2 separate regions of the Homo sapiens genome follow, and region 2 is linked to region 1. Evidence: chromatin loops called from intact Hi-C (ENCODE). Cell type or tissue: GM12878. All regions are shown on one strand. Each heading gives the region's core, and the rest is flanking DNA. Links, peaks and the distances in the headings are about the cores only. Region 1 overlaps ATIC (5-aminoimidazole-4-carboxamide ribonucleotide formyltransferase/IMP cyclohydrolase). Region 2 overlaps ABCA12 (ATP binding cassette subfamily A member 12).

The links. Hi-C counts contacts between places; a loop is a spot of excess contacts. Peaks named below come from ENCODE experiments on the same cell type or tissue, not always from the same donor. Only the 100,000 strongest peaks of a DNase experiment are listed, where the experiment ranks them.
Region 2: a loop joins it to region 1, with 4 times the contacts of the local background. A loop is called at or near these places in 1 of 110 quality-filtered maps.

The regions. Positions count from the first base shown.
Region 1 is chr2:215,331,243-215,335,646 of GRCh38, forward strand. It overlaps ATIC (5-aminoimidazole-4-carboxamide ribonucleotide formyltransferase/IMP cyclohydrolase), which reads left to right. Exons shown (of 16, transcript NM_004044.7): 8 at 1,140-1,265; 9 at 2,108-2,215; 10 at 3,677-3,762. Among named protein-coding and RNA genes, the nearest start is that of ATIC, 21 kb to the left of the region's middle. In GM12878, for the core only: no CTCF peak of the experiment used is centred there; a DNase peak (open chromatin) is centred at 1,849.
Region 2 is chr2:214,960,680-214,965,083 of GRCh38, forward strand. The region is part of intron 39 of ABCA12 (ATP binding cassette subfamily A member 12); the gene reads right to left. It overlaps SNHG31 (small nucleolar RNA host gene 31), which reads left to right. Exons shown (of 4, transcript NR_110292.1): 4 at 1,131-2,926. Among named protein-coding and RNA genes, the nearest start is that of SNORA70I, 120 kb to the left of the region's middle. In GM12878, for the core only: no CTCF peak of the experiment used is centred there; no DNase peak of the experiment used is centred there; H3K27ac peaks cover 680 bases.

The DNA.
Region 1 (4,404 bases), core at 283-4,282:
GTTTTTTTCACTGATGTATCCTGAATACCTAGAACAGTGCTTAACATCGTAGTAGGCAACTCAGTAAATATTTGGCAAGGTCTTTAAAAACTATCTTAACCCATGAAGGACATGAAATTACACATTTTTGTTTTTTGGGTTTTTTTTTTTTTTTTTTGAGACGGAGTCTCGCTCTTGTTGGCCAGGCTGGAGTGCAGTGGCGCGGTTTCGGCTCACTACAACCTCCACCTTCCAGGTTCAAGCGATTCTCCTGCCTCAGCCTCCCTAGTAGCTGGGATTACATGCGCCCGCCACCACACCCAGCTAATTTTTGTGTTTTTAGTAGAGACGGGGGTTTCACCATGTTGACCAGGCTGATCTCGAACTCCTGACCTTGTGATCCACCCACCTCGGCCTCCCAAAGTGCTGGGGTCATGGGGGTGAGCCATTGTACCCGGCTCATTTTTGTTTTTAATTAGTGCTGGCCCACCATTTCTTTCTGTGTGCTGAACTTCTTATGTTTATTCACAAGAGATACTAGCTCCTAAAAAAATCTGCCAGTGTTGAGAAACTAGGTAATGGAAAACTCTGAAGTTGCAGTCTCCTTTTAACTACAGTTCTGCTTTAGGCAGAGTCTGTTGAGTTTGCCATCAAAGAAGAAAGAAAAAACACATTATTTCTTCTCTTCTTCCACCCACAGCTGTTGCTTTAGCTTGTAATATAATTTCTTACATCGATAGGGTTTATAACTTTAATTTTGTACTGTCTCTGTGATTACCTCAATTGTTTAATCTTAGTTCTGTATTTACATGAATTCCTGACTGATCACTAGTCTTGTCATAGTTTCTCCCATCCCTAAATCTCTTATTGTGGATTTATTTCTAGACTGGCTGGTTCTGGTCCTCCAGTCGTGTGTGTGTGTGTGTGTGTGTGTGTGTGTGTGTGTGTGTGTGTTCATGTACATGTGCATTTTTTTTAAAGATGGGCTCAGGCTCAGTTGCTTTGTTCTTTATCATCAAGATTTTATGTTTGTGTGTATCTGTTTGGCTCTTAATTATACTTAAAACATTTGTTTAGTCATGTTATTTTTTTGAGAAGTGTGCATACATCTGACCTTACTGATCCTGCTTAGTAATGTGCATGTATATTTTTACATTTAGTTCTAAATGGAGCCCCTGGATTTATAAACTTGTGCGATGCTTTGAACGCCTGGCAGCTGGTGAAGGAACTCAAGGAGGCTTTAGGTATTCCAGCCGCTGCCTCTTTCAAACATGTCAGCCCAGCAGGTAAAGCTCTGTGCTCTGGAAAGCTCCAGAATTGTTCGAAAGGCATTTCTTCTTAAATTTTTTTGAATATTAACAAGTTCTAATGTGAATATAGACATGCTATGAAATCTGAAAGTCATCTGTTGATAACAGTATCAATGTAATAATATAAAATCTGATACACACACACACACAGAATTGTGTAATATTGTCAGGAAAATGAGGCAGGAATTTGTTTGTGGGGTGGAACCATAAAAGTTTAGAAAATAAAAGTGAAATGTCCTAATGCAATAGACTAAGTCTTGTGCCACATCTTTGAAAATGTAATGGAGTAAACATAAAGAAGTTCTTCTTTGGACTCTTTATCTGAAACTTCTTATAGTCGTTGTATGAGATACTTTGCTTCTGTGTTTAAATCATGAACTCCGCAATTGAGTTGTCTGTACACCACATCTTGCTGACAGTCCTCCAGCACATGATTTGTTCTCAGGTGTTTATTGGGTGTTAAAGTGATGTGAGTGGGGAAGAAATAAATGATGTGTGATATCAAAGTGATATCAAGCAGAACAGAGAGAAAGAGTGAGTCAGTAATGAAGTAAACGAGCTTCACCTACACGCTGGGTACTGTCAGGCTTCAGTGGCTCTGTGGTTTTGGAGGGCAGAGAGGAGATTTCCCTCACACTGCTCCCACAACCATATTTTTAGTGTATAATTATCTGGCTAAATAGATTTCTGTTTAATTTAGCACAGGCACTAGAAAATGTGCTGCGTAGACTGGGTGTTAAGAAAACTGTCTTGATTTAGGAGTTGACAGGTAGTAACTTTAGCTTTCTTTGTTTATGATTTTACTATTTTCTAACCAGGTGCTGCTGTTGGAATTCCACTCAGTGAAGATGAGGCCAAAGTCTGCATGGTTTATGATCTCTATAAAACCCTCACACCCATCTCAGCGGCATATGCAAGAGCAAGAGGTCAGACTCATAGGGCTTTTTGATTTGGGGGAGAAAGAAAAAGCAATATTTTATCCTAAATAGAATAAAGAGGATAGAATAAAGAAAAAATATATAGATATTCTGTATAATATATAGATGAAATTAAGGACTTCTATCTCTATGTAAATATACAGTTATTCTATATAATATAGTTTGATTAAAGTAAAATACCCTTTGTTTCATTATAGGATTTCCTATTTAATTTGTTTTATTAATATTTGAGATTGATTCTGTGAGTACCTCAAAATACATTTCTTTATAAAAGTGTATGTTAGTATTTTAGGCCGGGCGCAATGTCTCACGCCTGTAGTACCAGGACTTTGGGAGGCTGAGGCGGGCAGATCACGAGGTCAGGAGATCGAGACCATCCTGGCTAACACGGTGAAACCCCGTCTCTACTAAAAATACAAAAAATTAGCTGGGCGTGGTGGGGGGTACCTGTAGTCCCAGGTACTCAGGAGGCTGAGGCAGGAGAATGGTGTGAACCCGGCAGGTGGAACTTGCAGTGAGCCAAGATAGCGCCAGTGCACTCCAGCCTGGGTGACAGAGCGATACTCCGTCTCAAAAAAAAAAAAGTATTTGTTAGTATTTTAGTGTAATAAATGGAAACACAATTGGAATTTGGTCAATGTAATTTTGCTAATTTAGGCTATTGAATGCATTTGTTATTGTTTAATATGTGACCAAAATTGAAATTACAAAAAGCTATTCTTTTTTTTTTTTTTTTTTTTTTGAGACAGCTTCTTGCTCTGTTGCCCAGGCTGGAGTGCAGTGGCGCCATCTCAGCTCACTGCAACCTCCACCTCCTGGGTTCAAGCGATTCTCCTGCCTCAGCGTCCTGAGTAGCTGGGATTACAGGTGCGTGCCACCACACCTGGCTAATTTTTTTGTATTTTTAGTAGAGACATGGTTTCACCATGTTGGCCAGGCTGGTCTTGAGCTCCTGACCTCAAGTGATTCACCTGCCTCAGCCTCCCAGAGGGCTGGGATTACAGGCGTGATTTATGGCTCTTCTAACTTTACTACATTTGGTTAGAGTCATGTTTTATCAGAGACATTTACTTGTTGAATTTAATAACCCATGAATATCCCTTTAGTATTTCTGAAAGTTCTTGAGAAACTATTACCATAGTTTATCATCTACAGCAGTGGTCAGCAACTTCAGCTGAATCCAGCCTGCCACCCTGTTTTTGTGAATATAGTATATATAAATTGGTCCTTCACAGAAAAAGTTTTCTGAGTGTCACTCTAGAGGGTAAAATTAAAGAATACTTTCTTACTGGTTACTTCAGTTAAATGACTTATTGATCTGTTAAAATCTTATGTAAACAGTAAGATTAGCTTTAGAGTAATGAATTTTATATGACAGTGGAGAATTTTATTACTTTTTCTGTATCAGGATACTTTGTGATAAATACCTCATTTTAATTTTATTTACAGGGGCTGATAGGATGTCTTCATTTGGTGATTTTGTTGCATTGTCCGATGTTTGTGATGTACCAACTGCAAAAATTATTTCCAGAGAAGTTAGTGGACATTCATGTATCTTAATCTGTGTGTTGAATAAAGCTTTATTTGTTCATAATGTTAATTGAAACCATAACCTATAATATTTATATTTATAATATCTTTTAATTAGCTAAGTTTATCATTTAATGTTCATATTTTAAATAGAACATTAATCTTAAATTGTTAATTTTGAAATGTAGTGAATTATTGTTTCAGATGGATATTTGGCTGTTATGATGTTTTTTACTTATATATTTATTTTAAATTCTTTGTTGTCTTCATGCCAAAGTTACTGTTTCTGAAGAGCAGAAGTTGTAATTTTAGGTGGTGATGCGATATAATCCATCTTACTGCATAGTGGGTAAAAAACAGAAACTACATTAATAAACTTACCCCATCAGTTGAATACCAAACAGGTATTCCAGACAGGTGGGGGTACTGTTGGTAGTAGGAAGACAGGAAGAAAAGAGAAAAAGATTAAATAGCTCAGAAAGGGGAAAAAAATAAGCAGAGGTGAAGGCTGAAGGAGCATGTGGCTTGGCACTATTTTGTTGCTTTAGGATTCTTTCCATGGCCACTGCCATCCCTGGGTTACAGGTTACAGGAGGGCTGTGACATTTGTATCTTTCGTCATGTCAAATCTCTGATTTAATCTGGTC
Region 2 (4,404 bases), core at 283-4,282, 370 kb before region 1:
CTGATGTCTCTACAGTTATAAACCTTAATTTAGATGCTTCCCATGGACCACTGCTTCTAATGCAACAAAGTAAGAATAAACACTGGAGTGGAAGGGACAATGTGTTAGTATTCTTGAAAAAGAGCCTAGTTGTATAACATTTGTTAAGGAAAACAAGCAAACCTGTATTTTTTGAGAAGAAAGAACAGAATTTTCATGTTATATTAACCACTAGAGGGAACCACATGAATAGAATAGATATTGACATTGCAAAGGAAAGCTAATTAAAAGATTTTTATTAGCATGTTAGAATTCAAAGAAAATCAATTTTATAGTTAAAGTAAAAACCCAATTCATGCAAAATCTAACAAAGATGCCTTCAAACAACTAGTGTGTTAGAGGGAGGCAGTGGGAGAATAATTGGGTTGATTTTTAAAACCAGTAACATTATTACAATGGTAGATCTCATATATGCATTAAGAAACAATAAAAGTAAGTTAGGGTGATGTAGCACTTCTTCTTTGAAAGAGATCGAGTTCCTTCCAGAGAGAGTGGAAACTTACCACTTCCGTAAGTCTATTTAAGAAAAATTATTAGAGGCTAGAAGACATACTATTACTAATTTCTATATAACTCAAGCTACATCTTAAATTAGTTTTAATTAAAATAAACTTCAGTTTAGGGTCAAAATAAACTTTTATGTTTTAGAATTCTTAATTCTTTATGCTCTGTAACTTAAAATGTAATGTTAGGAGCTACAACAAGCCTGCTGGAGTCTAGAGTGACTCAGATTGCCTTAGTCTAAATAAAGAGCACTAATTACAAAGGAAGCCAGAATACAGGTTTTAAAAAGCTGACCCTTCAAAAGCAGCATTGGTCTCTTGTTCTCTTTATCTTTGCTACATTTTCCCCTAGTTATTTCTATAGTTCTTATACTTTCATTATCTGTCTCAACAATAAATGTCTTTTGCTCTGAGTAAAACACCCTACTGAAAGTACAGCATCCAGTAGTATTTCACACCGGTTACACTAGACCCAATTCACTTTAGTCATCATTTAATTTAATTTACCACTTTTTACTTTGTTCTTTATTGATGCTCTAGATCTAATGACTATCAATCTTGTATTTTCTTCTTGGTTTCTCCTGATAGGAAAATGCCAAAGCAATTGGGGAAAAAAATACTGTTTTCTCTGAAATGAAGACTCCTCAAGATCCTGTTGCTGGAATGAGTATTGGACTCTTCGGTCTACTTCTACAGTCACCAGTACATCTGGCATACACTATGATGCCCAACAGTAGGAAGATGAAAGAAATGTAGATGTTGGCATTTCTAAAAGAGATGTTGTATCTTTTTTCCTACTTAATAGACTATTAGGCTATAAATCTCAATCTTGGCCAGCAAATGTGTTTGCCAGCTTTTCTTTATTCTTTTTAATTTTTTTGAGGATCAGCATGGAAAAACAATTTGCGCAAGGCTCAAGAAGATGAGATGGTCTTATAAACAGTAATTGAAATATGTATATTTTTTAAAAGTCTGTTTCAAATTTCAAACCTTATTTTAAAAACTATGTGAAAGCCTCTTGTGAAACTCAACTGAAGTAGGCATGGCTGAGTCCAGAGGAGCAGTGTGGAGGATTAGAAAAATAAACAGGCAGGAGTCAGACAGTCCTGGATTCAAATCCCACTTCTAGGCCTTAGAGAAATAATATAATAGTAGGGGATAATAATATTCACCCTGAAGAGTGCTGTAGGGATCATCAATATTTCATATAAAGCATGTCATATGGGCAGTGCTCAATGAATGGCAATGCTTTTGCCCAGGTATAGAACTTCTTAGTATAAAAGTTTTGTCTTTCAGAAAATTAACAAAGATATTCAGGACCGGAATTCAGCTCTGGATCAAGTAGACCTGATAGATATCTACAGAACTTTCTATCCCAAAACAACAGAATGTACATTTTTCTCATTGCCACATGTCACTTACTCTAAAATCGATCACATAATCGGAAGTAAAACACTCCTCAGTAAATGCAAAAGAACTGAAATCATAACAAACAGTCTCTCAGACCACAGTGCAATTAAATTAGAATTCAAGATTAGGAAATTCAGTCAAAACCACACAACTACATGGAAATTGAACAACCTTTTCCAGAATGACTCTTGGGTAAATAATGAAATTAAGGCAGAAATCAAGAAGTTCTTTGAAACTAATGAGAAAAAGAGAGAATGTACCAGAATCTCTGGGACGCAGCTAAAGTAGTGTTAAGAGGGAAATTTATAGCACTAAATGCCCACATCAAACAGCTGGACAGAGCTCAAGTTGATAACCTAACATCTTAACTAAAAGAACTTAGAGAACCAAGAGCAAATAAACCCCAAAGCTAGCAGAAGATAAGAAATAACCAAGATCAGAGCTGAACTGAAGGAGATAGAGACACAAAAAATCCTTAAAAAAATCAACGAATCCAGGAGCTGTTTTTTGAAAAAATTAATAAAATAGACAACTAGCTAGACTAACAAATAAGAAAAGAGAGAAGAGTCAAATAAACACAATGAAAAATGATAAGGGGGATAGTACCGCTGACCCCATAGAAATACAAACAACCATCAGAGAATACTATGAACACCTCTATGCAAATAAACTAGAAAATGTAGAAAAAATGGATAAATTTCTGGACACATATACCCTCCCAAGACTGAGCCAGGAAGAAATTGAATCCCTGAATAGACCAATAACAAGTTCTGAAATTGAGGCAGTAATAAAAAACTTACCAACCAAAAAGAGCCCAGGACCAGATGGATTCACAGCTGAATTCTACCAGAGTATAAAGAAGAGCTGGTACAATGTCTGCTAAAATTATTCCAAATAATTGAAAAGGAGAGACTCCTCCCTAACTAATTCTATGAGGCCAGCATCATCTGATACCAAAACCTGGCAGAGATACCAAAAAAAAAAAAAAAAAAAAAAAAGAGGCTGTGGATGATGGCTCATGCCTGTAATCCCAGCACTTTGGGAGCCCAAGGCGGGTGGATCACCTGAAGTCAGGAGTTCAAGACCAGCCTGCCCGGTAGAGACATGGTGAAACCCTGTCTCTACTAAAAATACAAAAAATTAGCCAGGCATGTGGCAGGCACCTGTAATCCCACCTACTTGGGAGGCTGGGGCAGGAGAATTGCTTGAACCCGGGAGGCAGAGGTTGTGGTGAGCTGAGATCGTGCCACTGCACTCCAGCCTGGGTGACTGACAGAGTGAGACTCTGCCTCAAAAAAAAAAAAAAAAAAAAAACTTCAGGCCAATATCCTTGATGAACATCGATGCAAAAATTCTCAATAAAACACTGGCAAACTCCAGTTTGCACATCAAAAAGCTTATCTGCCACAAGTTGGCTTTCATCCCTAGGATGCAAGGTTGGTTCAACATACACAAATCAATAAATGTGATTTATCACATAAACAGAACTAAAGACAAAAACTGCAAGATTATCTCCATAGACGCGGATAAGGCATTTGATAAAATTCAGCATCCCTTTTGTTAAAAACTCAAACTAGGTATTGAAGGAACATACCTCAAAATAGTAAGAGATGTATATGGCAAACCCACAGCCAATATCATACTGAATGGGCAAAAGCTGGAAGCATTCCCCCTGAAAACTGGCACAAGACAAGGATATGCTCTCTCACCACTCCTATTCAACATAGTATTGGAAGTTTTCGCCAGAGCAATCAGGCAAGGTAAAGAAATAAAGGTATTCAAATAGGAAGAGAGAAAGTCAAATTATCTTTGTTTGCAGTTGACATGATCCTATATCTAGAAAACCCCATTGTCCAGCCCAAAAGCTTCTTAAGCTAGGATAAGCAGCTTCAGCAAAATCTCAGGAGACAAAATCATTGTGCAAAAATTGCTAGCATTCCTATACACCAACAGCAGGCAAGCAGAGAGCCAAATCATGAATGAACTCTCATTCACAATTGCTACAAAAAGAATAAAATACCCAGGAATACAGCTAACAAAGGAAGTGAAGGACCTCTTCAAGAGAACAACAAACCACTGCTCAAAGCAATCAGAGAGAACACAAACAAATGGAAAAACATTCCATGCTCATGGATAAGAAGAATCAATATCGCGAAAATGGCCATACTGCCCAAAGTAATTTACAGATTCAATGCTATTCCCATTAAACTACCATTGACATTCTTCACAGAATTAGAAAAAAATTTTAAAATTCATACAGAACCAAAAAAAGAGATGGAATAGCTAAGACAATCCTAAGTAAAAAGAACAAAGCTGGAAGCATCACATTATCCAACTTCAAACTATACTACAAGGCTATAGTAATCAAAAAAGCATGGTACTGGTACAAGAACAGACACATAGACCAATGGAACAGAATGGAGAACTCAGAAATAAGACCACATACCTACGA